Linked DNA regions of Homo sapiens: region 1 is linked to region 2. A link is a loop called in an ENCODE intact Hi-C map of the cell type or tissue named here. Cell type or tissue: gastrocnemius medialis. All regions are shown on one strand. Links, peaks and the distances in the headings refer to the core of each region. The heading gives the core; the rest is flanking DNA.

What was found. Hi-C counts contacts between places; a loop is a spot of excess contacts. Peaks named below come from ENCODE experiments on the same cell type or tissue, not always from the same donor. Only the 100,000 strongest peaks of a DNase experiment are listed, where the experiment ranks them.
Region 1: it touches region 2 in a loop (3.0-fold over the local background); 3 of 110 quality-filtered maps call a loop at or near these places.

What each region holds. Positions count from the first base shown.
Region 1 is chr1:48,655,205-48,671,364 of GRCh38, forward strand. AGBL4 (AGBL carboxypeptidase 4) reads right to left here. Exons shown (of 14, transcript NM_032785.4): 7 at 7,948-8,037. Among named protein-coding and RNA genes, the nearest start is that of BEND5, 110 kb to the right of the region's middle. In gastrocnemius medialis, for the core only: no CTCF peak of the experiment used is centred there; DNase peaks (open chromatin) are centred at 6,170 and 7,077; H3K27ac peaks cover 1,133 bases.
Region 2 is chr1:48,565,698-48,581,857 of GRCh38, forward strand. The region is part of intron 11 of AGBL4 (AGBL carboxypeptidase 4); the gene reads right to left. Among named protein-coding and RNA genes, the nearest start is that of SPATA6, 100 kb to the left of the region's middle. In gastrocnemius medialis, for the core only: CTCF peaks have their summits at 5,913 (motif pointing left) and 7,135 (motif pointing right); DNase peaks (open chromatin) are centred at 5,804 and 7,154.

The DNA.
Region 1 (16,160 bases), core at 3,461-11,460, 90 kb after region 2:
TGTGGGGCAAGGAGAGGGGAGGTTTTAAGACTCATCTGTTGGTTTGAGGTCAGATACAATATAAAATCATTCCCATTCATCAGGAAATAGGGAGATCTTTCTTTTCTTTTCTTTTCTTTTTTTCTTTTTTCTTTGTGGTGAGAGAGGAGTATGGGGAAGACTGAGAGGGCATGTAAGAGTGGAGAGATGATGCCATCCTGGCCAAAGACCAAAAGCACTGGATGGACCAAGAAAAAAGAGGGACCAGGGGAGCAGAAAGTCTCAGGACCTGAGTTTGAATCTTAACTGAGTGTTAGCTACAGAAGTTACTGACTAGCTTTCCCTGACTAGTTTTCTCATCTTGATATAGGGATAGTAATACCTAATCTGGAAGACTGTTGTGTACCTGTATCAGAGATCCTGTGTTAGCTGCCTGACACAGCACCTGAAAGTTGTGGCATGCTTCAATAAACTCACTTAGATCAAAGGTTGAAAGGCAGTGGGTAGTTAAAAACAGGATTAGTTTTAGAAGTAGGTGTCCTAGTCTGTGAAGTTGACTAACAATGAAATTTGGAGACAAGGATACCGAATGGTGGAAGCCAACAAATCAAAACAGAACTTGGGTTCTAGTTTTGGCTTAGTTACGGGGTGACCTGTAGAAAGCCTCTGGGTCTATGCTTATCTTTAAAATTAGGAGAAAGAATTAAATAATTCTCAAGGATACTTCCTACACTGACATTGTATGATTCCATCTATTTTATTCCTCTCCGCCAAAAGTAGAAGAATCATCTGTCAAGTGAGGAGAATAATCTCCCTCCTGCTGGAAGACACCATCAACCTCCTTGAGATCAGCCTTGTTCCTTCTGTAAACAAGTTTGCCAGGTCCTCTTCTTCAAGCTGATTTAACCAGGAAGCTGGAAAAAAGCAGGATGACAGGAAGGCTGGAAGCTGGAGAGGCCAGAAGAGAAGGAAAAGTGGTAGAGGATTTGAAATTAAAGCTGGAAGTTAGAGATCACTGCCCTGTCCCAGCTTCCAACAGACCAGGATGAACCTCTCTAGCCAAACCTCAACTGAGACATATTTATTGCTGATTTTTTTCTCCTACAGTGTTTGGTTTAGGGCTGGGCACATAGTAGGTGCTTATAAACGCCTATTGATGGATTGCTCCAGGAATTCATACAACTTTGACTGTGTGGGATTAGTTGAACTGATCATTGCTCATTCTACAAACATTCATTGGCACACCAAATTCTGGGCATTTCAAAATGCCTAAGATGGTCCTGCCTCAGAGGGGTGCACAGTAAGGAAGCAAGTCCCCACTGGTTGGCAAAGGCTCTGATGGGAACAGCACATAGCTGTGGGGACTCAGCAGGGGCCTGGGGCCCCAGAAGAGATATTGGAAAGGGGACTTAAAAAATGAGTAGAGTGGAGCCAGATGAAAGGGGTGCCAGGATGCAGCCATAAAAAGAATAAAATCACGTCCTTTTCAGCAACATGGATGCAGCTGGAGGCCATTATCCTAAGTGAATTAACACAGAAACAGAAAACCAAATACTGCATGTTCTCACTTATAAGTGGGAGCTACACTTGGGGTGCACACAGACACCAAGAGAACCATAAACCCGGGATTCATAAAGAGGGGCAGGAGGGAAGAGGCAAGGGCTGAAAAGCTACCTATCGGGTACTATGTTCACTACTTGGGTGATGGGATCATTAGAAATCCAAACTTCAGCAACACACTATTTACCCATGTAACAAGCCTGCCCATGTATTCCCTGAATCTAAAATTTAAAATTAAAATAAAAAGAAAGGAGTGCCAGCGGAAGGTATCCAGGCTGGGGTAGGAAGAGATGGTCTGTTGGTAACGGAAAGCCTTTCAATTCCAGGGCCTTGGCTTCATGGTTAAAAGCGCAGACCCTGAAACTGGACAATCTGGGTTTGATGCCTCTCTCTGCCATTCATTTGCTGTGTGGCCTTAACCTCCCAGTTCCCCAGGTTCCTCATCAATTACAAAGGGGAGAATAAGAATTACTTGTGGGTTCTTGTGAGGATTTAAGTGAGTTGATATAAGCAAAGTGGTACACAGTAAGAATATACAAGTATTGTTTTCATCATTGCTCTTCGTTGGCTTGCTGTAGACATGGGAATGGAGAGGTGAACAAGGATTTGCTGTTCCAGCCGAAAAAAACCTGAAGGCAACTATAGAGCTATTGCCAGGTTTTAAGCCTGGGTCAGATATGGGCTTTGGAGAGCTCCATCCGGCTGCAGCGTGGAATGCTGCTAAGAGGAAAGGAATACTGCAGGGCAGGGCCTCCTGAAGGCAGGACAGAGGTGGAGGTAGGGTGCAGGCATAGCAGAGAGAGCTGGCAGAGGTAAAGCAGCTTTCAGTCAGGAACCAGGGTGGAACATGATAGTGACCTGCAGGGGCTCTGCAGCGGCCAAGGTTCAGAGAGTCATGAGGTGCAGTGGGTGGACAGCAAACAGTGTGGATAGAAGGTGGCACCAATGATACAATGATTTGCCTGCAACCCCGAGAGCATCAGAACTCTTTGCTGAAAGCACCCAACCTTGAGGAACATAAATGAGATTAAGTTTCTGGCCCCTGGCAGGATGGGGCCTCAAAATAGAAACTGAATTCAGTTATAGAAAAATAAGAAAGTTACATTTCCTGCACTTCTTTTTTGAGATTGAGGCTTACTTAAACTTACATTGTGGTTTAAGTCTGTCTTCCCTCCAGGCCATGAGCTCCAAGACAGCAGGAAGAGGTCTCCTCTCTTTGCCACTATATTTTTAGTGCCTAGCTCAGTGCTTGGCACAGGGAAAATACTCAAGACCTATGTATGAAGTGAGCAAATAAAGATCGACCCATGACAACTACTGTATATTCATTAGCTGGACTGACTTGTAATTCTATTGGCTCCATTTCACAGACAGGGAAAGAAAGTCAGGGTGTGGCATCGCTTGCTGAGTGCCTCACAAGAACCTAGTTGGGATTCAGACCCAGTTCTGCTGGCTTCAAAGCAGTGCTCTTTCCATGAAGACAAGATGCACAGAGCAAGGAGTCTATCTGCATGTGATTTGTGGAATAATTTGCATATGCCTGCATGATTTTCTCTCTAGAGAATTCTGTGCAAAATTTATTGTTTCTGTTCTCTGTTCAGAGGCAGTCCTCTGTAGTGGGAAGGGCCAAGGTTTGAAGCAAGACAGTTTGAGGTCTCTGCTTGGCCCAGTGTGTGATGTGCACAACAGCAGCCACTCTAGGCCCTTCCTTGACCTGGCACCAGACCCCTGTCTGCCCTCAGCTGAGTCCAAGGGCCTCGAATTATGGACTCACAAGGAGTCTGGCCCTGATGACCTTAAAGTTCACGGAGTATAAGTCCTCACCCTCCTGCCCCCAACTCTGCCCATTTCACAGATGAAGAGACAGAAGTCTAGAAAAGTGAAAGGCCCCGTCACAAACGCTTAGTGGATCTAGCACCACACCTATAGTGGGAAGCTGTTTGGGATAGCGAGAAGAGGAAGAACAGGTGAAGAAGAGAGGTGGGAGGAAAGCAGAATGGGGGAGGAGCAAAGGTCACTACCTCATTGACAGGAAGTATGAAGCTGTGCTTGGTCCCGGTGCCTGGCAATATTGGTGTTTGTGAGAGCATGGTGTGTGCATGTGTGTGTGTGTGTGTGTGTGTGTGTGTATCCACATCCTCCTCCCTCTTCTTACTCCCACAAAATAACCCTGAGGAGTGAACTTCCTGGGAGAGGGCTAGCTCTTTGTCTCCATAGTCTAGGCCCTGATGGGCACCTTGGCATGTAGCAGCAGGGCTCAGGCTGGGAGGCAGGAGACCTCGATCTAGTCCCCACTCCACCACCAACTTACCAGGTGACATCCAGTGAATCCCTGGACTATTCTGAAAAGAAGAGCTGAGAGCTGCCCAGTGACCTGGTGGAATTCCTGTGGAAGAGTGAAGGTGAAGAGGGGATTGTGGGTACTGGTCAGGCACCTACCTGTGCCTGGGGCTGACCCACCATTGACCTACAACTGTCTCATTAAACCCTCACAGCAGCCCCTTGAGGAAGACATTGCTGCCCCCATTTTGCAGGTCAGGAAATAGGGGCTGTGAGAGGCAAGGACTTAGGCAAAGTCCCCTAGCTAGATGGAAATGGTAGGCTCAAACTCAGGCCCATCAAACTCCAAAGCCACAGCTGTGCCCACTGCCCCTGCTGCCCTTCAGAGCATGGCATGGCTCCCCACAGTAGCATTTCATAAGTGCTGGTTTCATTAATTCAATGATAAAGGGTCTGGAGAGGACAAAGTACTCTGCAAATGGAAATTTTCAATGAAAGTTGGCCCCAGAGTCCCAGGAAGAGTCAGTGAAAGAACATACACTTGACCAAGAGTCAGAAACAAGGTCAACAAGGTCTAGGTCTGGTTCAGGCCAAGCTCCTGGCTTGCAAAGTGACCCTCCAGGTGAGCAGAGCTCAGCTAGTGACCCTCTCAGGAAGGCGACGAGGAAGAGCTGGGGCCCACAGTCTGGGAGGCCCACACCTGGGTTTGGTTCACAGTAAGGATTAGAGGAACCAGGTACAAAGTGCCTCATGGAGGCCCTGGCACCGGCCATGTGCTCCATTAGTGCTAGCTCCTCCCCTACTGCTGGCACTTATTTAGTATTTTCTCTATTCCAGACCATCCTAAATGCTCGATGGATATGAACTGTGTCAGTCTTCACAACAACGCTGTGAGGCAGGATTTCTATTATTATTTCCCTTTTGAGATAAAGGAACTGCGGCATAAGGAGATTTTGTGGTTTTCCCAGGGTTACATTGCAGTAAGGGGAGGAGCTGGGATTCATGCTTCGCAGTGTAGCAGCTTGAGGGATGGCGCTCTCACATGGCTGGCCACAGGGCCACACAGGAGCTCCTCTGACCTCTCCCGTAGTCACTGGAGAACAGGATAGTTTGGCCTCACAGAGGTCATGGGCAGGGTTTGGAGTAGCAGAGTAAGCATCCCACCAACAAGCAGAGTCTTGAGGAATCTGAGCCCTGCTACCCTTGCTGCCACCCCTTCCAGAGCTATGTGGTGACAGGACTTCACTCTACTCCCAGCAGCAGGTGCATCAGCAGCTCGGCGGTGAGAACTGTGGTCCCAGCCAGATGGGCACAACCGGCTTCACATGCCTGTTCCCTGCTCAAGGTCACTGAGCCAGTTAATGTGGAAGAGTTAACAGAACTGAAGGTATGTCAGCATCTGTCCACACCTTGGACCTGCCTGCTATCCCCAGAAGAAGGTGGGCTGATGGGGGCTGAGGGAAGATGGACACATTTAGGGCTATGACTGAGGAAGAAACTCCCAGCTGTGCCCTGTGGGGCTGTGATCGGGCTGTCTACATGTAGCTGAGACACCCTTAGAAAAGACCATGCCTCAGTTCTGTATTGGTAAAGTGGGGTAATGATGCCTCTTACACTGCCTCAAGGAAGTATGAATTGTGTGTCTCATGGGGCAGATACAGAGACAAGGAAAGATGAGAAACAGGATTGGGGAGATGGACTCCAGAACCACACTTGTCGTGAATTAGCCGTGTGACTTTGGGTAAGCCATTGTGCTTCCCTGAGGCTCCGCATCCTGATCTGTAAAATGCACATCAATTGTTGTGGGTGATCAGAACTCAGTTCTTTCAGGTATAAGACTTCACCTTCTAGTAGTTCCCATCCCTGAGTGGGACAAGGGAACATGTACAGGCTTGGGAGTTAGCTAGACCTAGGTTAAAAGCCCCACTCCGCTATTTAATGACTGTGTAACCCTGAGGCTCCTCTTTCTGAGTTCAACGCAGCATTTTTTCCTCACAACAGCCCCATAAGATGAACAAGAAACCCCATTTGACAGATGTGGAAAATGACAGTTGGAGACCAGCCCTAGACCTTACACAGCTCGTGGTATAAAGAGGGAAAAACAAATATGAGTCAAGTATATGATAATAAATCAGGGCAATAGAGATGACCGTTATCAATAAAGATGATGGCCATCTTTAGATCCACAATGCAGGCACAAAGCAGGTGGCAGGAGGGAGTGGGCCAGGGAGGCCCACAGTGGGGGCACTCACAATGAGCCCTGTGAGATGGATGGGGCTTGCCAGGTGGCAAGGAGCAGGCACAGGGCCTGCCAGGCAGAGGGAGCAGCAGGTGTAAAGGTGCACTGGTCAAGAGAAGACCGCCCACTCAAGGTTTCAGCTGTGTGGGGCTGAGTGTATGAGGCTGAGGCCAGAGAACCAGGTGAGAGCCAGATGACAGAGGGCTGGGAATGTCATGCCAGGGAGTTGTAGTTTATTTTGAGAAGCCAGCGGGCAGGCATTGAAAGACTCTGTCAAGGAACAGACATTTATTGAAAACCTACAGAACGCCATTGAGTGTATGAACTCAGCACCATCCAAAGATTCCCTTTTAGTAACAGGGTCTTCAGAGAGCACCTGAGATCCATTCAATTCCTCTCTGCCTCAGTCGTTACCTGTGAAATGGGATGGCAACCCTGCTCTCTGTCTACTGCCCACAGGGGAGGTGAGCACAGGGGTTTGGGCTCCCAGAGATGAACATATTGATGGTAAGGCTACTGTCTTTTTACAAACAAGGACAAAGCAGTTACATCCAATCAGCTGGGGGAAGAGATCTGCTGCCAAGTTTAGTAACTGACAGATGGCGCAAGTAAAGGGGTTGGTAAACCCAGGAGGGACCTCAAGAGGTTACTGCAAGGACAATGCTGGGGAGGAAGAAGGCCAAAGTGAGAATGCTAAGGAGTCAGCTATAGTGACTGGAGCCTCAGTCATGCATCATACAAGCTGGTCGGCTTTGGGCAAGTCACTGCCTCCCTGAAACTCCATCTTCTCATCTGAAATAAAGAGGAAGGCAATCGTGCCTAACTAAAGCATTGTAAGAATACGAACTGGGAAAATAAAGCCCATATTTATTTGCACAGTGCTTGATAGTTTACAAAGCAGATTACCTGCTTCATCTTCTCAGATTCCCACGGGGAAGGCGGTAACATCTGTTGAGTGCCTGCTGTGTGCCAGGCACAGGACTGGGTGTGCTGTTTATATTCATCTCATGCCAGCTTCGTAACAGCCTGCCTGGGTAGTATCATTTTACATTTGAGGCAACTGAAGTCACACTGCTGGAAAGTGGCACAGCCAATACTTGACCTCAGGATTGTCTGATTTCAAATCCTCAGAGGCTTCCACTGCAGTGTGCCACCTCCCTTGAGTTATAGAACCTACACAGGCGTTTCATATCTCTTTGACCTCATGGTCACTTTGAGATTAAAATGAGATAAATTACTTAACTTCTCTAAACTTCAGCTTGCTCAACAATATACATATATATTGCTGACTATAGCTGACTAAATGTAGTATGGGTGAAATATGTAATAATAAGTAAAAGTGCAATTATAAACAGAAACACTTGAGAATAAAAATTATGACTTATTTGCCTCTGGTTGTCTGATGCCAAGTGTGCTTACTCTTGGCAGGTATTTCAAAAGTTGTTTAAGTGAATGATTGAATGAATGAGTGAAGAGATAGTTTTCAGTCATTACCTCCCATTTCACAGCTCTTCTGCCAACATACACATTGACCTGGGGCCAGATTTCTTGCTGTTGTAAACCACTGGAGGCAAGTAAAGCTAGGGAGTGTAGATGATTCTGTATGGCTCTTCCTCACCACAGCACATATGAGATAACTTCGTTCAGCCCTCCCTGTTCATTTATCCATCCATCCATCTATCCATTGATTAATTAATTCATACATACGTCTAGTCAATAAACATTTATTGAAATAAAACCTAATGGAGATCAGGTAAAATCTCTTTAAAGAAATGCATTAAATTTCCATTTAAGATAATGGCTCTGCATGTGGCCACACTGTTCCAGAGATCATCACAGTGTCCCAGTTGGATGTGGGTATAGGATACCTATGAGATCCTGCCACTCACCTTGGCACACAAATGATGAGGGTGTTTCCCCTGGGTGGACTCGTCCTGTGATGAATACCACCTTCTGCTCTGCCCCTTCCCGGAGATTGTCTGTAAGATAAAATGAAAGATGGTTGCTAAGGAGGGCAAGAAAAGCTGAGTCTAGTGGTTGGTGTGTGGCAGGGAACCCCAGAGGGAATGGGCTGGATGTTTTACATTTACCTCTTAAACCACTGGGTTAGAATCATTAAGGTCCAGCCATTGCTGACTAATTTAATTATGTCCCTACCCAACAAAAGACTACATTCCCTTTTGTTGGTACAACTGATCATATTATATTAATATGTAGTATTTATAATCATCCAAGGAAGCCATATGAGTGAATTTGAATCCCAAATCCACTGACTGTGACTTTAGGCAACTTGTGTATCCTTTCCAAGTTTCCATTTTCTAATCTATAAACAAGGATGACAATATATCCTTGTTTATAGGTTATAAACAAGGATTTTAATAGGTTTGTTGTGATGATTAAACAGGCTTACACATTGCATAGTACACAGTAAACATTCAGTAAATGATGGAGTAGAGAAGGTAGCTATTTATATATTAGTAATAGTAGCATCTGCCATTTAATTAGCTCCTTTTGTGTCAGGCACATTATACACATACATAATCCTTACAGGAACATGCTGTTAATGTGTTTTTTTAATAGAGGCAGAAGTGAGGCTCATGGAGGTTATATAACTTGTTCAAGGTCACACAGCTGAAAAGTGGTGGTAGGAGCTGAGATTAGATCCCAATCCCTTGTCTGGCCTTCATTTCCCTTTTATCTTAAACAACTAAAAAACTGGACAAAATATTCAAAACAAGTATTTTCAGACATTGAACAAGAGCCAATGCAAGATAATCAATGAGAGAAGGAAAACAAATGAGATATGCCCTATGATTGCCCTGGCTTTTTGCCTGATGATCCTTTCCAGACCAAAGAGCAGAGAGGGGTATCCTGAGCAAAGCAAAGAAGCCTCACTGAGATTCAAGTTCAGCAGGTAGTAGTTGGGTAACTGTGAGCTCCAGAGAGGGGGAAGCACTGTAGAAAAAGAGTTCCAGAAATCTGTACAGGAATCCTCTTGATTCTTTGTTGGATGTGCATACATAGGGTGACTCCCCATGATGTCAGGAAAAAATGATCAAGGAGCTGTGAACTGCACAGTCCTTAGGGTCACACAGGGCTAAGAATCATTTGAATTCCCACAACTAAAGAGGAAGTCCTCACTGATCATCCAAGGAGAATGAGAATTCAGACGGGCAATGTCTTAGTGGTAGGGAAAAACTACTCTAGACCACCACATTCACAAAGCTTTAAAACAAGTCTCAAAAGGATCAAACTGAACAAAAGAAACTTAAATGCTTGATGTACAAAGCCCAACTCTCTTTAAAGGAAGGCAACAAAATCCAGAGAGTCAAAGCAATGTATAATTTGCAATATCCAGCATCCAATAAAAAATGATTAGACATGCAGAAAAGTAGGAAAATGTGGCTCCAAATCAGAACTCAAGCTCTTTTTGTCTCTGCAGAAGTCTAATTTGTATAATAAAGTTGAACTATTGTGCAAAGATATCATCAGACAAAAGCAACAGCCAAGGGTGGCATTCCCAGAAAGAAACATCTGGGGAAGGATACTCAGCAGTGGGCAGACGAAGGGCTGATTGATACAGAGCACAACAATTACCTGAAGGAAATTTAGAAAGAACATTGAGAGAGGTTGAATTGAAGGATTTATCAATGTTTGAGGATGATCTGGAGGGAGAGAATAGAAATAATTAATAGGATTTCTCCTTCTGAAATGCTGGAGACATGCTATTCTGAACGTGGTTCTTTATCCCAACAGTCACTGCACCAATGTCAGAGATGAAACTAAAAATATTAACCCTATTAAACCTGGTTCTAAAGGCTTGGGACTTGCTTGTCCATTGGGATGATCAGTATGGGTGGAGTCACTGCTTCCCCTGAAAGGCAGCAAGAAATATCATGGAACCAAAATATAGTCTTGAGAACTCACTCTGCTCAGCTCTGTGCTAGGCACCTTTAGGAACAAAGGGAGAGACAGAAGGCTCACCTGCCCTGAAGTTTATTATTTAAAGAGGAATTCAACACCTAAGCATTTCCTGGACTGAATATAAGCTCCTCAAGGAAGAAACTGCAACTTCCATGGGTGTATGGCTAATGTCTTTCCCAGGACCCCCTGCATGGAGTAGGTGCTCGAGGACTGGCTATTGAATTAATAAATAAAAATACTTGTGTAGAAGATGGTTTATAAAGAAATATCGACTCATATTATGTTTTTTAATCTTTATCATGCCTCTGTGAGGTGGACAGTATTAACTCCATTTTATGGGTGAGGAACTGAGGCTCACAGAAGGAAGGGACATGCCCAAGGTCATTCAGCTAGCAGTGGTAGAGTTAAGTCCCAGCACCCAGCCAGTGCCCCTTTCACTACCCTGTTTCATTCTGGATCCAGTAAAAACAATATAAGATTCCACTTCTGCTGCATTTCCATTTACAATTTACACAAGAGAATTTCATTTTATCTTATTGTGATGGAAACTGAGCCGCTGTCTTAGTATTTATATTGCTTTTTCACTTAAAAAAAAATCACCAAGCCCTTTTAAAAGACACTGTCTAACACTGACCCCATCTTCCAGCAGTCCAGAAATGATAAATGGCACTAAGGAGGCCCTTGGTGAAGGCTAACTTTATGGATGTCTCCCCTGACCCCGTATCAAGTCAATTGCATTCAGCATTTCTGCTGACCACAGGGAAATGCAAAATGGGCATTCTATTTGCACACTAATTTTACTGAGCCCTTGCGTCTTCATAAAATGATAACATGGGGCTAATAAAAATCAAGCATCTCGGGTGCTAATATAAGCAAATGTTGATGCAGGCAGGTAACAAATTGCTTTGTCATTTAGAAGGCCGTAAAAGAGCATTATAATCATCTTTAGGCAAAATGGATGGGTCGCCTTTGCTTAGCTTTTAGCTTTCATTTGCAAAATCAATTTAAGGTAATGCAGCAGCTCTGAGGTGGTGACTACCCCACCCCCTCCTGTCACCAAATCTCCAGACTCTGTGCAAAGCCAATTAAACATATTCTTGGTGGAGGCAGGACAGATGAAGAAGAAAGTATGCTTGAACCAAGCCAGGGTGGAACAGAATGCAAACAATGAGACCAAGAACAACTCATAAGAGATAGAACAACTAAAGAGCTCATGTAGGCTGACATGCTCAAGGGTACAAGGGCACACTCAAAAAACACTGGGCAGCTACACCTGGCTCCCCAGTTAAACAGCAGGTGTTTGAAGTAACGTGCTTTGTGTGGCATCCTTAGCATGCACGTGCACACACACATACACAGACACACCTTTGTCACTATAACCCTCTATCATCTGCTATTTCCTTAATCATCACATATTTATTGAATACCTATTAGATGGCCAGGCACTAGCTATTATTATTTTCATTTTACAGAAAACCAAGGCCAAGAGAGTTAAGTGACTTGTCCTAGTTCTTACAGCTAATTTGGCAGAGCCAAAGTCCCAAGCCAGATAGCCTGACTCCAGAAACTGTGTTCCTAACCTCTATATTATACTGTCTTCTAGGAAGGAGGACAATATCATCCCATTGCAATAGCAATTAAGTAATATTTATGTAGCACTTATTCTTTGCCAGGCACTTTACATGCATGATCTTATTTAATTCTCAAAGCAACCCAATGAAATATCTACTATTCTTAGACTAGACTCTTTTATAGATTAGAAAATTGAGATCCAGAAAGGTTAAATGACTTGCCTAAACTTGCATAAGTAGCAAATGTGGGAGCCAGAATTAAACACAGGTCTTTATGATTCTCAAATTTGTGCTTTTAACTACTGTGTCATATTGACTTTTGGAGATTAAAATCACCCTATATGGTTTTTAAAAAAACATCGACAAATTCTTTGTTCATTTCCGCCTTTCAAGAGGTGGAGATGTACTCCTCTGTCCTTCAGTGTGGGCTGGACTTAGAGACTTCCTTCTAACAAATGAAATACTATAGAAGTGATGGTGTGCCACTTCTGAGATTAAGGTATAAAAAGACTGGCTTCCATCTTGGGTGTGATATCTCTTTCTTGAATGGCTCACCCTTGGGGAAGCCAATTGCTATGTCATAAAGGCACTCAGCCTATGGAGAAGCCCACATGGTGAGGTACTAAAGTACCCAGATAGCAGCCAGGAGGAACTGAGGTTTGCCAAAGCCATGTGAGTGCATTTGGAAGAGGATCCTGCAGTGTCCAGTGACTATAGCCCTGACTGACAGCCTACTGCAACTTCACAAGAGACCTATGCCAAAACCACCCAGCTAAGCTGTTCCCACATTCTTGACCCACAGAAATGGAGACATAATAAATATTTGCTGTTTCAAGATGCTAAATTCTAGAGTAACTTGTTAGGCAGCAATAGATAATAGACATCTCCCTGAAGATAACTATATTTCTCCTAGTTGCTATGTAGACCTTAAGTAAGTTTGCATCTTATCTATTGATGCTGACTTTCAATGAGGACCAAAGCCATAATCTCGGAGCCAAGATGTGGAGAATCTCAATCTATTTGGCCAGTTATTATGGATCTGTTGCTGGTAGAGGTAGATGCCAAGAGGCCCCAAAGAGCCCTAGGTGGGTCTCTGAGGACAAAAATCTCCCAGAAGTTCATATTGTCAGTTTTGTTTCCCCATTCCTCCAGACAATGACTTGTCATGGGGATTGAGATGCTAATGCGAAGGAAGAAGGAAATGCTACTGGGAGGGGAATGTGGAATGTTATAATGGGGGAAGCATTTGTTGTTGTTGTTGTTGTTGTTGTTGTTGTTGACACCTGAGCCTTTTTTATTTCCTTGACTTGATTGGTGAAGGCATGATAAAGTCAAGAAAATGCCCTACTATGGGTTTCTAAACCAGACAAGTTTCAGCCTTTTCTCCAGTACTCCAGGGCCCAAACAGGTCCATAGTACTCTTAAGCTGGAGAAACAAGACATCGCTGTAGCAACAGCAGCATGGTTGGCTGGTATTAATCAGAGGGCTTGCTCAGGACTGGAACAGCCCTGGCACTGGTCTCCCTGTGCCAGCACCACCCTTTCCAGTGCACCCTCTGCCTGGATACCAAAATGGTCTTTCTAAAATGCAAATAGGAGCATACCACTTCCTCTGCATAAAACCCTTCAGCAGTGCTCTATTGTTTGCAGAGCAAGTCCAGCCCCCTTAGCCTAGACCATACCATCCCTGTCTCTGGTAGCTGGTGGCTGCCTATCTCTCCAGTCCCTTCCACAGGCCCCAGCCCCAGCTAGCACTCCATGGTTCCCAAGACACGACATGTTCTCCCACACCTCCACACTGGGCACATGTTCTGTTTTCTTCCTAGGATGCCAGCCCCCATCTTGGCCGTCTGGCTTACTCCTACTCAGCCTTCAAGACTTGGTTCAGATGCACCTCCTCTAAGAAGGAAAGGAGGAAACTGATGTTCATCCAGGACTTGGACTGGGCCAACCTTGGTGTTAATGTTGCTGTGTTTTATCTGATTTTATCAGCAATGTGAGGATATCACTGTGTTGATGAGACAGACAATAAAGAGGGAATGGATGTTGTGAATTATAGTAAGAACATGGCCATAGTATAGACATTTATTGAGTATAATTTTATGAGAATATATAGGTTTAGGAGATATCAATAGAGCTTTCCTGGAGGCAGCGGAGAAGCACTAAATGCATTTGGGTAGATATGTGACTTGATGAAATTCCAGACATTCAGGGTTAGCTCTGCCTCAGTGTTTGATGGGTGGATCCAACAAGAGGAAAGGGCTAGGTGAGGGACACTGAGGAGGACCGTGTTCCCTGTGTTTCTTCTGTACCCTGAGGGGGTCAAATGAAAAGTCAGCTGACTTCCCTGGGTAGATGGACTGGGTCTCATAACCAGGTTCCACAGAGTATTGACTGTGAGACCTTGGGCCAATTATTTATCCACCTTGAGCCTCAGTTTCCTCACTTATAAGATGAGAATAATAATCTCTAGCTCACAAGACAAACAATAAGCAAGAGACTTTATATCCCTGCCACATGGCTTCACCTATAATAGCAGGTGCCATTTACTGAGTGACAAGCCGTGGAATGGGGTTCCTCAGCATCAACCCTACAGGTATGTTGAGCTGCAGAGCTCTTGGTTCTGCGGGTGCTGAGCTGTGCATTGTAGGATGCCCAGCAGCATCCCTTTCCTCTATCCTCTACATGCCAGTAACACCTCTCCCTCCAGTTATGACAATGAAAAACATCTTCAGACGTTACCAAGTGTCCCATGTCTCCTCAGAGGCAAAATAGCCCCCAGTCAAGAACCACTCTCCTACAAGAATATTATACTTGATTCAAACTGGCCTCATCATTAACTCTCCAAGCAAACCTTCAGTTTCCCAGACTTTATATATATTTTCCTAACTCCTCCCCAAAGCCTCTCCAGATATCTCCAGACCACTGTGTCCTCACCCTCCTCTGAATTCACAGTTCACTGTCTGGACCCTCATCTGGTCATAAATCATTTGCTGCCTTGGTCAAGCAGGACCAAAAGCCACAACTCAGATCCATTCTGCCTGATGCCCAGCATCTGCTCTGCACTTCTGAGCCTCTGGGCCGTCCTGAGAAAATAGTGGTGTTGGCAAGATTTATTTTCAGTTCCCGACTCGTTAGCATCCTCCACACCCCCATTCCCTCCCGTAGGCTCAGATCTCCCATGGCCTAAAATCTCATATCTAAGTAGTAGACTCATTATGCTTCAGGGTTAGGGATCAAATGTTCTGCCCTTGATGAGCTGGAAGAAGAGAACAGGAATTACCTTTGAAAAGAGTATGTACATGACAAAGAAATACTCCTGAAAAAAAATGAAGCATTGATTCTGGAATATCAGGCGCTGGGGACAGGAGCCTTTCTGGTGTACCTCCCTATCTTCACAAATGGTGTCTTAATATGTCTTGGACATATTAAACTGCTCTTTTGTCTTTACAAAGCAGTAAGGGTGCCTCTGACTTACAGGAGACTCACAGAGGCCATCAGAACTGCACAGCCTGTGAGATCACCGAGTTAAACACCCTCACTATGAAGAAGAAGGGCAGAGGACCAGAAAGAACGAGTGACTTGCCCCTGGCCACACAGCTAGAGAGTAGTCCAGGCAGGTAGCAGCCTCCTCTCACTACACTGGGCTGCCTGGGGCAATGGCCATGCAGGCTGGCACCTGGAAAGTAGCCAGTGGATTCCTGCCAGAGAAGTGAAGAAAAGCTGAAAAGTGATGAGATACAGATCTGAGATACAGGCGGCTTGGGCCAACTAAGATGTTGTCACCTTGATGGTCACAGGAGCAGCACTGAGTTCTTCTCCCCAGACAGGCTGCTCTGTGGGCTCTGGCAGTTTCTAAAGCCCCCTTCCTTGCCATAGGGCTGGAACCTAGGCCTGGGAGCAGGTAGGCAGCCTTCCAGGGCAGGCTAATGGCAGGATAGATAAATAGGGGCAGGCTCCTTCCTCAGGCAGGCTCCCTACCCCTATCTATCTTGATCCCAGCACCCTACAAACACCTCCAGAAAGGCAGAGCCAGAGCCACCTACTCAGAATACCTGCTGAAGTTAGGGTTCCTGGGAAACAGACTCAGAGGCTCTGAGATTCCCATACAGGAGCTTTACTGAGATTGCTCTCGGGAAGGCTTGTGAGAGGTACAAATGAAATAGGGTGGGGACAGACTCAACAGGGCCTTTCAACAATTCCACGAGGAGCTCTGGGCCAGGAGGGCCCTGCCTGGTTGTTTGAGGAGGCAAGGGGGCTGGCCCTGTGTCCTGAATCAATAGGATACTGGATATGGCCTGCCATCAGGGAAGGTGTAACCCCAGTCAGGACTGAGTGCAAGTCCCAGGGAGGAACTCAGCTGTGTGCTCTCAGCTACCAATGCTCCTGGGAACTGAGGACTCAATCCTGAAGATCTGAGCAGTGCATGCAGCATCTGTTATGCCAGCCAGGGTTGCTGAGAACAGAGCAGAGGCTCAAGATCTGAGGTTTCAGACAAGAAGGCTGAGGACAAAGGACTTTCTTTTCTGTTAAATTCAGTTCATATTTTCTTACACTGACCACATGCCAAACTTTGGGCTGGTCTCTGAGAAGTCAGACACTGTCCC
Region 2 (16,160 bases), core at 3,313-11,312:
CCTTGGGAAAGTTATTTTACTCTCTGGACTTCAGTGTCTCATAAGTTAAATGAGAACAATAATCTCTGTCTTGTCTTCTTCACATAGTTGCTTTGAGGTTGAATTGGGGAAGCCGTCTAGGGCAGTACCTGCCACATAACTGACTGCCCTCCCTTAATCCTGCAACTTCACTGAGAAGTCATTAGGGAGGAGAAGTTCTTGGCCCTTGCTAATTGCTCCTTTCTTGACTGGGGAATGAAGTATGGGCTTCACAATTCTCTCGAAATCATACTAAGGATATCCTAGACCACTGGTCTAGGATAACTCTAGCTCCTTCTGCATATACCATCCACTCCTGTTAATACAATAATTTCCTCATGTTACTCTCCTGCTCAAGAACCATCTCTGGCTCCCTGTTGCCTACGATCTAAAACTCGAAATTAGTACTATGGCATTTAAGGCTTTCCATGATCTGACCCCATATAACTTTTTCAACTTTAGTTCCTAAGCCTCCCTTGTATGAACTCAGCATTCAGGCCAATTTCTTCACATGCTCAGTTCTGTCACCGAGCCTTTATTCATCATGACCCACTCTTCACAATGTTTTCCCTGTTTTGTAAGTTCCTTCACTAGACTGTGAGGGTAGATGTTATTTTTTAAAATTTCAATATCAATAGAGCTGATAAAATGAAACTCTCAATAAATAGTTGTTAAACTGGGCTAAATGCCATCACTTCAAATACTTCTTCTCTTGTAAGTTCCAGAACAGATCCTTTTGGATGGTCTAATGTAGTCAAGTTCAGACTCTGAAACCAAAAGACTTTGGGTCAAACCCAAGCTCTACCACTGTGATGGTTAACTGTACGTGTCAATTTGGCTGGGCCATGATGCTCAAATAAGTTGTCAAACATTATTCTGGATGTTTCTGTGAGGGTGCTTGTGGAAGAGATTAACATTTAATCAGTGGACTTTGAGGCAAAGAGATTGTCCTCCATAATGTGGGTGGGCCTCATTCAATCAGTTGAAGGCCTGAATTGAACATAAGACTGACCTCTCTTGAGCAAGAGGGAATTCTGCAGCAGATGGCCTTTGTTCTTGAAAAGTAACATTGGCTCTTCCCTGGTCTCCAGGCTGCCAGCCCACGCTTGCAAACTGCCAAAATTGCATGAAGGCTAGGTGTGGTGGCTAATGCATGTAATCTCAGTGCTTTGGGAGGCTGAGGTGGGAGGATCGCTTGAGGTCAGGAGTTCAAGACCAGCCTGAGCAACATGGAGATAAACTGTCTCTACAAAAACAATTAAAAAACTGCATGAGTCAATTTCTTGAAATAAATCTATATATACATGCACACACACACCCTATTTGTCCTGTTTCTCTGGAACACCCTGACTAATACAGCCACTTACTGTCTGTTTACCTTCATCAGGTCATTTTACCTCATTGAGCCTTTGTTTTCTAATGTATATAATGAGGATGATTGTTCCTCCTTCACAGGGTTATTGTAACAACTCACTGTGGCCCTGACTGTGTATGTCAGAGCACCTGTAATTTGTGAGCTATTTCACCTTGCTAAATCTTATTATCAAGGTCCATCACCTCCAGGAAGTCATCTCAATTGCTCTAGCTCTCTTTTCACTTTGACATTCCTGGGGTCCCAGAGGAAGCTGGGCCCACACCACAGCCCTGACTTTGCCCTTTCTTTCAGCATCCAAACACATGTGATGATGCCCAGCACTGCATGAGCCTGGTGAGGTATGGAGGGACTGAGGAGGGGGCCTAGTAGAGATGTTAATACAGAATAATCTAGGGGCAGCTCTCAAAGCTATAGCAGAGGCTGCTGAGAAGGACTCAGACACAGTGCTGCAGTCAATTGGGTCCTGAATTGAAATTCATCCCATTGCTTTTTGTCTCGACAGGGTAATAAAAAAATCCTCAGACAGTATATTACGAATGCAAAGGTACAACACTGGCTCTCTGCTCTCCACCACTGTCTGAGAGAAGGGGACCTGTTGGGGGCCTGAAGAAAATGGGCTTTGAGAGGAGGATAGTGGGTAGGAGCAGATGGCACGTCTTTGGCTGAGCAGGGAGGGCTGGACCCTCACAGTGCTAAGCCAGTGCTTCCCGACCTTTCATGTCATGACTCTCCGAGAAATTTTTGATACTATTTGCAGACTGAAGGAAAAGGTGAGGGGCTTCCTTCTGCTGGAGGTTATTGGCCCTGAGGCTTGGGTCACTCCAGGCCTTGTGAGGCTGTGCAAGGGATGAGGGACCTGTACGTTGGTACAGCAGCAACCCATTCAAGCACCGAGGCTGGGACTCTATTTGATATGCTTTCCTTCCAGCTGGAAGCAGAGAAGATGCTGAGGTCCTCACAGGTGACTTGAAAAGCTCAGTTTGGAAGTCTTATTCGGGCCCTCAAGCCCCACTGGGTCTTACAGTTGCTGTTTTTCTTTTTGGATCAAGCATCCTGCAAATCTGATCATGTCATTCCTCACTCAAAATGACTATCACCTACATGCTTAAGCAGGGAACATAAAACAGGGACCCCACTTCTCCATTGCATCTCTTGCACTCTCTCCCCTAATGATTTCATCTATTTTTTTAAACAACACTCTTCTCTCTCTCTCTCTCTCTCTCTCAAACCAGTCTGCAGGTGGCTGGTTTGACTGATCTAGAATCAATGACCAGAAGATAGGGCTTTAGGCTAGCTTGGCTCCAGGCCACAGTGGAACTCAGGTCTGCCTTTCTCCCTGTTCATCCTGGGGTAGAGCTGAAGTGGCAGTGGCTCCCGTGACATGCTCTTCCCGTGGAGGATCACTGGAGTGGCAAGTGCCAGCCCAAACCACACAGGCACATGGAAGGCCTCCATCTGAGTTAGTTCCATTAGTGTCCCTTTGGCCAAAGCAAGTCACCTAGGTATGCCCAACATTAGTGGGGCTAGGAAGAATACTCCAACCACAGCCCTTCCCTGTACTTGAAGCTCCAGACAATTCCAGCTCCTGAAAACAGCATGTTGTGTCATGTCTCTGGGCATTGGCCTAGAATGTCCATTTCATTCTGTGAGTTTCAGCTCACGGGCTCCTCCTCTATGAAGTCATCCCTGTCTAAGGCAGAGTTATGTACTTTCTCCCTAATGTCCCCTCTCTACCTTATGTGTCCTTTCAGGGTACTCTTATTAATAGTAATGTTTGGATGTCCGTTTCTCCATAAGATGGCACTTTTGGAATGCAACAGCCTTTCCTGACTCATTACTGGGTCCTCAGCCACCTTGTATGGGGCCTGGCACAGAAGGAATGCTCAGAAACTTTTTGTTAAACAAATGAGTGAATAATTGAATAAATGAATGGCCAGTGTCTGGTCCTTTTGATTTCAATGTGCTCACCAGCCTCTTTACCTGGACCCACCAGTCTCTGTGTATGCTTTGACCCTGGGCCCATTAGGGTACAGCTCAAAACCCTATGTCTAGGTTATAACAGACCTAAGTCACACTGAATAGAGTCGAAGGTCCTTGACCCATCATCCATACTTGTGGTTGCAGTTTGAGTTCATAGAATGTCTGATCAGGGAAGAATATAGAGACTTCTTCATTCAACTGCACCTTAAGGGAAGAAGCAATGTCTTACTCATCTTCGATTGCCAATGCCCAGCACAGGGCATGTGACAGAGTAGGTGCTTGGTAAATATCTGTTTTGTGTTTTTCACTCTCACACTTTCACAGGTAGAAAAGTGAAAACCCAGAGCGGGAAAATGGAGTTACTGAGTTACACAGGCTGTTTCTGGTAGTCTGGATTCCAGCCTGGTTTCCCTGATTTCCAGGAGCCCAGAACCTAATGGACTGTTTCTAAGGCCTTATTTCTTGACACAGACCTAAGGTTACATGAAGTAGGTCCTTACTAACTTCTTCCAAATCCTTCTTAGAACAAATTGATGGGTCACTGGTGGGTCTAAACATGGATAAGGTCATGTTGCTTTAAAGCCATGAAGTCAAAAAGCAGTGTACTGTGGTAGCAAAAGAGCAGGCTTTGGAGGAGGCCGACAGACCTGGGTTTGCGAATCAGGAGAAATACTTGCTATGTGACCTTGGACAAATCCCCTAATTACCTTGAGCATCAATCTGCCCCGCAACCCTCCGCCATCACCAAATGGGACCATAATGCCACTCTTTTGGGGTTGTAGTAAAGATTCATGCTAATATGTGCCATTTACCTAGAACATCTTAATCTCAGGTGGTCAATCACTTACAATGAAGTTGTGTTTTCAAATTGTACTTCAAATCTGGCCTGCCGCACTTGCCATCACCTTTGGAGATTGTTTGCCCTTACAAAGACTTCCAGTCTAGATGCCCTGCCATCCTGGTAGTTTAATATTCACTGTGCTGCTGCTCACTGTGGAACAGCCACTGACCATAAAGTTTGACATTTTGAAGATGAAAGTTCTTTGAATTAGTCATGCACATGTGAAGTCATTGTTCCTTCTTGTCCTGCTCTGGAATCTAAAAATGACTTTCAACAGAGCCCAGTAACTTTCCCTCAACAATCACCTTCCGGTGAAGAGGTATGGAGGAGTTTAGGCCAGGTAGAAACTCTCAGTCACTCAGAAGAAAACCAAAGCAGAGTGAAGGCAATGTGCACCACATTTGGAGAGAGGGGTCTGTCCCGCCACAGCTTCGCAGTCTGCTGCCTCTTTGAGGAGCAGTAGGGGCTGGAGGGCTGTGAGAGGTGGGACAGGGCAGGTGAAATCTCACAGGCAGTCTGGATGTGAGGACAGGAGGAAGAACAGTGCTGTGGAATCCTGGGGCTTTGGGTTCAGAGCTTGGCTATGCCTCATACAAGTTTGGTGACTCCAGGTAAGTTAATATCGTGGGTTAACGTTTTTTTTTTACTTGTAAGATATAGTGACTGCTTCATAACGCTGCCATGAGAATTAAAGAAGCCATAAAGCACTTAGCACAGTATCTGGCACATAGTAGGCAAACAGTAAATCTGTCTCTTCTCTCGAGAGATTCCCAGCTTTCTAAAACTCAGGCGCCTTCCTCATGCTGTAAATGTTGTGCATTCCCAGAATCCCAGACATCCACTCGCACATACTATCACTAAAGTGCTTAGCCAAGGGGATGTGTGCTTGAGATTTTCCAGTCTGCCTTAGTGCGTATAAGTAGGGGTCGACTACAGTCACACTTTCTTATGAGGGAACTCAAAAGAAGAATCCTCTTTTGCTTTAAAACTGGTCATCTGGCTTCGTGTGCCTCTGTAGTGGTGCAGACAGTTCTCCATCCAGGCAATCAGATGGCCTCCCAACCACCTGGTCAGCAGATCCCTGACTTATTGGGATCCCCATGAAGCGAGCACACAGAATTGTAAGGCGTAATAATAGATATCATCCCTTACCAGGAGCCAGTCACGGTGTTAGGTACTGACATGCATTAGCTCATTTAATTCTCACCACAACCCTGAAAAGTTTGTACCATTACTTGTATTCAACAGATAAGATATATGAAGTTCAGAGCAGTGAAGTAACTTGCCCAAAGTCACACAGGGCCTGGAAGTGGCAAAACTAGGATCTGAAACCAGACATGTATGATTTCTGAGTCTGAGTTCCCAACCACTGAGCCACATCAGCTCAAATCCCCGCATTCCTGGCCTTTGCCTGACCCTGCACCACTTAGTTGTCCTGGCTTTCTCCATAGCTGGGCTGAAAGATGTGATAGTCTCAGAGGATGGTGTGAAGGATGCACTTTACTCACATTTGCCTTGGTGTAGTGTCTAGCTAGACTTCAGACAGCTGCGTGCTTGCACTGTGTTTTGGGACTGTGCCCTTGGCATTCATCAGGGGACACTATGAGAGGCATCCTCATGACACTCATGTTGGCATCTGCTGAAGGAATGCTCTTGAAGCCAGAGGCCACTGCCTCCTACTGGGCCCCCACATGGATTCCCAGGTGAGATGTTTCTTTAAGAGCTCAGGGCTAGGAAATGCCTTTCATTGCTTTATTGTGGCAGGTGCTTTTGTTATAATTTACCACAAGTGATAAATAAATGAGCAAGCAAATTAAAATAACTGGCCCATGGACACATCCACCAGGATGTCATGTGGGCCTCGGGAGATTACTTTCTCACCACAAACCTTTCCTGTAGGACACACTGGGAACAGAGACTCCTCTGGGCATGCTGACAACCTCTGGTTGTCCCTTAACTCAGTTCACAGTTAATTCAGCCCCTCATCAGACACTCAAACAAGAAGCTACTCTGTCCTCTCTTGGGGAGGCAGAAGTGACAGACAGTGAACCCCAAAAACAGTTCCTTCAAGGTGAAGGTCAAGTCCCCAATTTATGAAAAGCTCAATAGGTATTACACTATTTGAATCTGAATCTGAACTATGGTATGAGGAATGGGGAAAGTGAAGGAGGGAGAGAGGGAAGGAAGAATTGGAAAAGAACAAAAGAAGGAGGCAGCAGAGTGGGGCTGAAAGGGATATGAGGAAGGACAGGGACTACCGAGCCCCTGCCCAGGTCAGAGGCCACTGTAAAAGGCACTGACACAGGTCCCCTCATTCAATCCTCAACATCAGTTAAGGTGTCAGAGCACAAAGCATTGCTCAAGGTCATCGAAGTGGAGAATACTTAATTCTCCACTTAAGAGAGGACAGAGTGGCTTCTTGTTTGAGTTTCTGATACTAAATATGTATTTAGTGCAATGCATTTCCACTATTCGCCTTGAGAGAGGGAGCTAAGGCGGAAGAAAAAGAGAAAAAAAAGTGGAAGAGGTGGGAGGAAAGAAGGGAGGTTGGGTGGGGGGAGAAGATAAAAAGTGGAGAAGGTAAGAGAGGGTGTAATAAAGTTATGTGCAAATTGTGTGTGTGTGTGAGTGTGTGTGAGTGTGTGTGTGGGAGAGAGAGAGTCAAATAGAAAGACAAAAAGACAAAAATGAAAACAAAACGGGGAATGAAAGAGGAAAGAGAGATGACCTATCAGGGAAGAGGAATGCTATGCAGAGAGAGACCTGGGAGAACTGAAGGGGGGGTGCGTCTCCTGTCTCCAGCCCCACAAAGATAGCTCAAGCCCTCCAGAGCATAGGTCTTAGCCCTGACAAAGGACCAGGCTGCCTTCCAATCCTCGATGTGGAAGGGAGCCTCTCACAGCAGCCATGCACCCTGGGGGCCAGGAGAGGGCACTTCAACCTCAGGCAACTGCAACAAAGCCGCAGCTTGTGGTCCCCCAAAGACAAGTGGCAGAGGGAAGGAGCTGGAGAGAGTCCAGACTGTTGCTCAGTTCAGTGGGTTACCAGCCCTGTGGCCAGTATCCTTCTGATGGAGCTAGGTTCTGATGCACATCCCTACTAACACAGGCTGGGAATTAAACTGACTTGGGTCCTCTGTGGCTGCCTCTACACCGGCCCAGCGCCTCCTCTAGGCCCTGCCCCTGCCCCTTCCCTATTCTAGATCTTTCTGTCCAATAGAGCAACATGCTTCCAACTTCTCCCCAGCCCCCTCCTGCTCTTCCCCTTCACCAGGAATCATCCCTTCTTTGAGTCCAGGGTGAAACGGTTTTCAAAATCATTTCTCGCTTACTATGCCATTTGATCTGCCCGGATATTTACAAGGTAGGTGCAGTAGGGAGAGTGGGAAACTGGCACAGATGAAGTGTCAGCTGTCTACATTCACATTAAAAAATTAAAATCACTGGACTTTCCAGTTCTTAAATTCCATGATGAGAACCCAAGTGTCTTAACTCTTTATCATAACATATTTCCTCAACACCAGACTAAGGAGGGCTAATATATGCTGTTTCTAGCAGAGCATCAAATACCAAATCCCAGTCACAGACTGAACCCTGGCTTTAGTCACAGATCTTGACTGTAGACTGAGTCCTGAGACTAATCCTAAATGAATTTGTCCTGGTAAAATTTCCAAACTATGCACGTGAGGACAGAGATTTCTATTGGGGTATCAGAGTACTCTGAACACACCTTTAAGAAAGCTGTTATTTAAGAATCTGAAGAACCTCTTAGGAATCTTAAGAACCCTTCATGGAAGTTTCCATGAAACCTATAATCCAAACAGATTTCATCTCTTCTGATAACCTAGGAATTTATTATTCAGATTTCATCCAACTGGGTACTTGGCTAGTAATAATAATAATAAGAGCATCGTTTATTGAGTGCTTATTATGTTCCAGGTAATCTATTAGGCACCTGAGAATTTGTTTTGCTTCCATCTACTCAAAACAACACTGTGAGGTAAATATAATAATCATTGTTACAGATGGACAAACTGAGGCTCAGAGAGATTAGGTCACTTGCCTAAGTTCACACAACTGGTAAATAGCAGAACCGAGATTTGAACCCAGGTCAGCCTGGCTCCAAAGACTATGCTTGCTTCATTCTATTATTAACGATGGCATCTGTTATATCTCAGCTATTAGCTTCTCAATCATATGGCTGATTTCTTCAAAGAAAGTGTCTTTTAGTGGAGCAATCAGAGGATTTAATATCAGAAGAAACAAGTTCAAGCTTCTGTGAGGATATTGCCCCACCACCTATGCACTGTTCCACCTGGACAGGCTTCCTCTTAATCCAATTCTGAGTTTCTGTACTTCTAGAGGCTGAGACTGGTCCTGGCTTAGGATACGAACACAGAGACAAAATGCACCTCCTTCTCTGACCCTTGAATTCCTTGTTTGTAAAATAGAGATAATAATACTCATCTCTACGGATTGCTGTGGGGATCAAATGAAATGATGGTTCCGAATACACTTTATACACTGATGAATGCTGTTTATTTCTGGATGGCTTACCCAGGTCTTGGCATTCTGCAGGAGCTTCATAAATACCATAAAAATATGTATATTTTTTTCTTTTCTTTTCTTTTTTTTTTTTTTGAACTGACATCCAAGCATCCTTTACCTCCTCTCTCTCCTCTCCACTGACTCATGGCCAAAACTGCATGGATTGAGAGCAGTGGTCCTGACCTCCTCCTCCCTCTAAGTTCCAACTTGCATCCCTCCCAGCCACAACTCCCACCTCCTGTCTCTTGAGACATATCAACAAGCCAAGCACGGCCACAACCCCAGCTAAAGGCCCTTGTCTCAGACAGAGTTGGCAGCTGCCTCCTCTTATTGGCAGCACATTTATCATCTTAAGGAAAATATTGATGGATAAGAAATCCCAGACAGGCAGCATGTCTTGGCTGGGCATGCAGCCTGAAGTGAGGTATGAGATGCTAGTTTTAGCGTCTTTCTGAAAGAAAGGGAGAGTTTGTGCTCCTGTAGAGAATGGCCCTGTGGCCCCAGGGGTCACAGCAAATCCTAAGATGACCATGTCCTACACGTAGTCGATGTTCAATAAATGTTATATCTAAATTAAATAAACCCTTTGAATGAGCCTGAAGGATGGAGGCCCTTTGTCCAAACCCTTCATTTTACAAATGGGATCTCGGGCAGGGTAGTGATTTGCTCGAGATCACAGCAAGTCAGCAGCAGAGACTGGATTAATAAAGTATGTGGCTCATGAATCTCACATCAAAATACTGTCCAATACCCAGTATTCCACTAGGAGATATCCCAAACTTCTGGCCAGACAGTATGATCTGACAAACTGGATCTGGGCTCCCGAGGGGAATCAGGAGGAAGGAGATCCTTAGATTTACTTTCAGAGCCGATCTCCCAGGAACACATCCTTTTAAAGATGAAAAGAGTTAGAAGGGCAGGCGGGTGTTACTTGGTGAGGTGCTGTGGCATTTACTTACGATATGTTCACCTATCTCCAACTGACCCCATTCAACTCATCCTGCCCGCTGCTGCCACAGTGACCTCCAGGCAGCACTGGTGTGGTTGTGGGTCACTGGTGCTTCACTAGCTGGTTCCCATAGCCTTCTCCGGCCTCATTGCCTCTCACTCCCTAACTCACACCCAAGGCCCAGACATGTCCACAGGAGGAAAGCAGCTCTCTGGACTGGGCACAACTAGTCTCTCTGCCTGCAGAGCACTTTGCTCCCTTCTCATCCTTCTAGACTTGGTAAAAGTGATGGTGCTTCCTTCCTGCACCTCCTCCCACCCCTTGATCCCCTCAAGGTTAGGTTAGATGCTTCTTTTCTCCATGTCCTGTGTTCCCATCTGTCACAACTGTCCTGCAGTCACTCTCCTGCCCATCTCCTCCACCACCTGGGAACCTCACCATGCATAGGCTACAGCCACTCAGTTCTGCATCCCCAGAAACCAGCATAGGGCCTGGTACAGCATAGGTGCTCAGTGAGTGTAGCCTTGGATTCCAGACCCTCCCTGTCCTTATCTTCCCCACAAAAGTTCAGAATGGAGCTATCTCCCACTGGCTCTTGTTCTAGCCTCTAGAGCCACAGAGAACAGATCTACTCCCTCTGCTTCATGAGAGCTCTTTAGAGCAGGGGTCCTCAAGCCCCTGGCCATGGATTGGTACTGTGGCCTGTTAGGAATCAGGCTGCACCGCAGGAGGTGAGTGGCAGGTGATGGATCATTATGACCTGAGCTCCTCCTCCTGTCAGAACAGCACTGGCATTAGATTCTCATAGGAATGCAAACCCTATTGTGAACTATGCATATGAGGGATGTAGGTTGTGCACTTCTTTTAAGAATATAACTGATGCCTGATGATCTGAGGTGGAACAGTTTCATCCTGAAACCATCTCCCCTCCTAACCCTGGTCCATTGAAAATTTTTCTCCCATGAAATCGGTCCCTGGTGCCAAAAAGGTTGGGGACTGCTACTTTAGAGATTTGACCAAAGCATATATGTAGCCCCTAAATGTCTTCTTGCCAAAGAAAATATCCCCAATTATTTTTACCAGTTCCTCATATATCATAGCTTTGGGTAGGGTGACCAACCATCTTTGTTTGCTAAGAAATGTCCTGGTTTTGGCACAGAGTCCTCTGTTTTGGGAAACTCCTCACTCAGTCCCAGGCAAACCAGGGCAGTTGGTAAACCTAGCTTTGTGTTCCCTTTCCAACCTGATGCCTCAGGACCTGTGCACCATTTTATCAATATTCGACATAGAGTAGGGGCCAGAAATGAACACACAGTTCCCAGGGTCGTTGACATAACAGGGCAAAGAAAGGCCAACACCTCCTTACTCCCCAAATCTATTTCTGTGAATGCAGCCAAAATCAGCTTCAATTCTGGCAGAAGGGTAGTGTGGTGGATGTGGGAGTTGACACATTGCCCTGTTGATCAATATCAAACTTAATAGTGTCAGTTAAGATGCCTAAACCATTTTACTGCACAGGAAACCTCATTTCCCCAAATCATTACTTCCAAAGCTGCTTTCGTTTTATTCTTTTTACTCTAAAGGCAGAAATGACTCAACATCTTTGTTCCAATTATTGTCCAATTAAGCCCCCCTCAAATGTTCCAGGCGTTCATGCATTCAACAATTATTTATTAAGCTTCTCCAACATAGCAGACAGTCCCTCTCATTGTCCTTGGACTGATAAAAGTTAGGCCTAAACCTGAAACTGGTTGGAGCTAATCTTGGGTCTTTCCACTTTTGGGCTCTTCCCACACTTGTGCAATAAGAAGGTGGGAACACAAGTATTATATGCATAAGTTGAAGGGAATATTCATATAGACAAACAGGTTCAAGTTACTTAGGAACCAACCAGGATTTATTTTGACCGTAAGCTAACAGCCATAATCCTGAAACAATATCAACTCTCTTTATCATCGACTTGGTTTCCATGGAGGCTTGCGGGTGCTGCTAGTGAAGGCTGACAGTTATCACTATAAAGAAACTTTACAACTTTGTAATTTGTAGCTCTCTGCTGACAGTAATATTAACAGCATTTCAAATTATGGCCATAAACTTGACAACAGCAGATAAAACCCTTAGAAACCTCATTTTAGGGGATGAGGGAGGCTAGGGGAAGGTAATAATGTTTAGGTTTTCCAGGCCTGGGCAGGAGACATTCAGAAATCAGGGGCACATTTTGATCTGGAGGTGAGAGGCAGTCAGCCCAAGGCAGGGCTCACAACAGGCAGCAGCTCAGCCGGGCACTGCAGAGAGAGAGTCTGGGCAGCATCCAGCAGAGCTGCAACTGGGCTATCAGGGATTGCAAATCGGTCAAACTAGGGACGCTGATCAGAGAGAGGGGTGAGAGTGAGGGGTGAGAGTAAGGGCTGACTGGTAGGTCCCAACCTCTGCAGGGTTCAGAAAAGGCTCTTGTCCAACAGGAAATGGATGGAAACTGGGAAGATTACAGAGCAGGGAGGAAGGTTAGATAAAAACCTAACAGGCAGAGTGGAGCGAACACACACTTTGAGCTGGATCAATCTGGATTTTACATTCGCACTCTACCACTACTAGCTGTGCAGCCTGGGGCATGTAGGTTGATTTTTTTGGGCTTCAATTTCCCTGCTTGTGAAATGGAGATACTATCTCAAAGGTCCAAATCAAATGATTCTCTATGTATCTGGAAATAAACTTAAAGATCACATCATTTCATCTTCTATGCTAAAGATAGGAAAATTAGGACCCAAAGCAGGGAACAGACCTCCTCAAACCTACACCACAAGTTACAGGCAAAGCTTATGCTCTAGTGCAGGGACCTGAGCCTCTTCATGAAGCACATTCTCAATATTATTATTTTTACCATTACTGCTACTATTATTATTAGTCATTCATTCAGCCAGATAGTCAATCAGAAGGATTCATATTTAAAGATCAAACTCTAGCCCATGTCTGTAGGGAGGAGAAAAAAATCAACAGACTTCAGTACAGTTTAGACTTCGGTTCCCAAAACCCTCTGATGGAAGCTTTTTTCACTTATGAATCTTAACAAAGCTTTGACCTTGGGTATGACACACAAGAACTGAGAAGTACCTAGGTATCTTTAGATGCCAACCAATAGGTGAAACTTGACTGCTTCCTACTCTTCTGTCCTCCACCGAAAATTTAGTGAAGGCTCTCTGGCAAGAACAAATATCTAGGCAGTACCCATCCCCAACCACATACAGATGCCGATACTGTTTCTGAACAGCAGAGATCACATAACTCATTGCCTTGTTCTTGATCCAAGTGGATTAGCAGATGTTGGGTGAGGCCTGCTTCCACTTCATTCATTCATTCATTCATTCATTTGCATTCACTGAGTATCTACCTAGTATCAGGCTTTAGCTAGAGAGGTGAAATGATTTAACCAAGTCCACATAGCTTTATGAGGGGGTCAGGGGCAAAAGGTCATACTGGAACTGGGGTTTTAACTCACAGTCTAGCTTTCTTTTCACCAAGTTATCAAGCAGAAGCCCACCTTGACTGTGTACACCAAGAAAATCTTTTCTTCATTGTGACTTTATAGTACCTCGTAGAAAAATCTATGTTGAGTCTATCCAAAGCCCAGGCCTGTCTCCAGAACGTCAGGCCTTTAGAGCCCTCTGCCAACCAAACTTTTCCATTTGGATTTTACATAAGTCCCTTATACTCAATATATTACATACAGAGCTCAAAATATCCCCCTCTCCAACCCTTTTCTCCAATAGTCTGTAGCTAAATGATTGGCCTTAACAGCTATCATCTATCATATTGTTTTTTATTTTTATTTTTATTTTTTTAGATGAAGGCTTGCTCTGTCCCCAAGGCTGGAGTGCAATGGCATGATCTCAGCTCACTGCAACCTCTGCCTCCCGGGTTCAAGTGATTCTTCTATCTCAGCCTCCCAAGTAGCTGGGATTACAGGGGCCCGCCAACAAGTTTGGCTATTTTGTTGTTGTTTTTGTTGTATTTTTAGTACAGATGGCGTTTCACCATGTTGGTCAGGCTGGTCTCGAACTCCTGACCTCAAGTGATCCACCCGCCTCAGCCTCCCAAATTGCTGGGATTACAGGCATGAGCCACTGCGCCCAGCCCCATATTGTTTTCGAATCAAGAACTGGGCATCTTACTTGACTCTTTCCTCTACCCCGTATCCAAATAATCAGCAAGAATACTCAATCCGGCCAGGCATGGTGGCTCACGCCTGTAATCCCAGCACTTTGGGAGGCTGAGGCGGATGGATCACGAGGTCAGGAGATCGAGACCATCCTGGCTAACATGGTGAAACCCCGTCTCTACTAAAAATACAAAAAAAAAAAAAATTAGCCGGGCACGGTGGCGGGCGCCTGTAGTCCCAGCTACTCAGGAGGCTGAGGCAGGAGAATGGCATGAACCTGGGAGGCGGAGCTTGCAGTGAGCCGAGATCGTGCCACTGCACTCCAGCCTGGGCGAAAGTGAGACTCCGCCTCAAAAAAAAAAAAAAAAAAAAAAGAATACTCAATCCTACCTGTTAGATATTGGAACATGTTAAAATGGGACTTCTAAAATTGTAGTTTCGACTGAGATCTCAAGACTATAGACATTACAGTTCAGAGTGAAGTATGAAACCACCATGCAGGACTTGCAAAAGTAACCCAGAAAACCAGTTTCACCATCTTTAGCTCACCTTCAGACATGAGAGCCAGTGGAGGGGAATAGTGACCCCAACAGGGGTAAACCATCAGATCACCAGAGGCTTAGGAAGGAACCATAAGCAACTGAACTGAGCAGACACATCTGCTCACATCAACAGAGCTCAAGCACCAGGAGAGGGTGTGTCTAAAGAAGTTCGTGAGGGACTGCCCATGCTGTCTCATGAGAGTACTAGTCCCCTAAGACCTTTCCTGTTCCTTTTCTCCTCTCCCTCATCTTGCTCAACCTTGGAGGAGTAAACAGCTACTGTTACCCAGATTGAGGGGAAAGGCTGGGAAGCCAAGTCAGGGAAACAGAAGTGAGCCAGACCCTAACCCCTTGGTCACATGAGCAGCCTATTTGAGACAGGTCTGAGCTAGAGGATGGGGAGGGTTTTTACTTAGAAGAGGTTTGATGTTTTTGATTGGATCAGACATAGTCATTGCTAAACTGAGACTGTTTTGTGACTAGAATTAATTAGAGAACTTTTAATTTCCTGAGAGTGACTGGAGACTCATGGGGCCTGCCAGAGCTTTTATGTCTCTAGATCTATAATCTCTATCTATCTATCTATAAAGCCAATGGGAGACAAAAAATAAAGTTGTTTCATAATTGCACCTTGTGAGTACTGCCTGTTCAATGTACCTGTTACATATTTCACAAATCTTTCTCTTTCTCTCCATGGTCTGGCTCTGCCTATATTTATTAATCACCTGCTGCTTCTGGCCCAGCCCCAGCTACCCTCCAATCCTTTGGATGTAGCATCCTCTCTCTGGCATCTGGGTTCTCCCCTGTACTTCTCCCTCTGCATTCCATTCATCCTAGAAGTCTGAGCCCTAGTTTCTCTTCCTCCACGAAGCCTTTCTTCCGACCCCCTCCTGCACCACCCCAGCTGGTTTAGGTGACTCCCACTGCTTCCCCAACCAGCAGAGTTCCCCTCTGCCAGAACTTTTATCCCTCTGTGATGCTATTGTCTCTTTACCTTTCTCCCTCCCCTCAAAACTGTCTTCATCTTGAAAGCAGAGACCAAGCTTTTTTCATCTGTCTTTTTCTAGTGTCTAATGTGTTTGGTTGGATGGATGAGTAAATAAACGATAGCTTCAATGTGTGATGTAGGCTTCAGAGGACGCAGTGCAAGGCATATATGGGCTCTGAAATGAGACTAACCCAATTAACTGAATTTGATATCTCAGCATCTTCTCTTGACCACATCAGCCATACCCTTCCCCTTAAGAGCCAGCATTTTCTTATTTCATTGTGTCCACAGCTACAAGCCTGGGTGGAAACCAGTCTGCTCAGGACCCAAGGTCTCTGTTCCCAATGTTTTTCTCATCCATTATGTCAAAGAGCTATTTCTTCTTGGCTTGTAACCAGACTAAAAACAAATGCCAGATAAGCTCTGGGTTACTTTATGATTCCAGTTTAGCCTTTCTCTCCCTCTTTTTCAAATCGTTTGAACAGAGCATATTTATTACTTGGCAGGCCAGTAAAATGTAAATAGGGTTTCCTGAAGAATGGTTCAAAATTCGTAGGAATTTATCATTTCACAAAAACAACAAATGACAGGAAGGAAAGGCAAGGGACCTAATATTTAATGGCACAGACTATATGCCCGGTGATTTATCTGCATGCATTCTCCCATGCAGCCCTAACAACAATCCTGTGATGTAAATAATCTTCCTCACTTTACAGATGAAGAAACTGAGGTTCAGAGTGGTTAAATATGGGATTAGGGTCTCA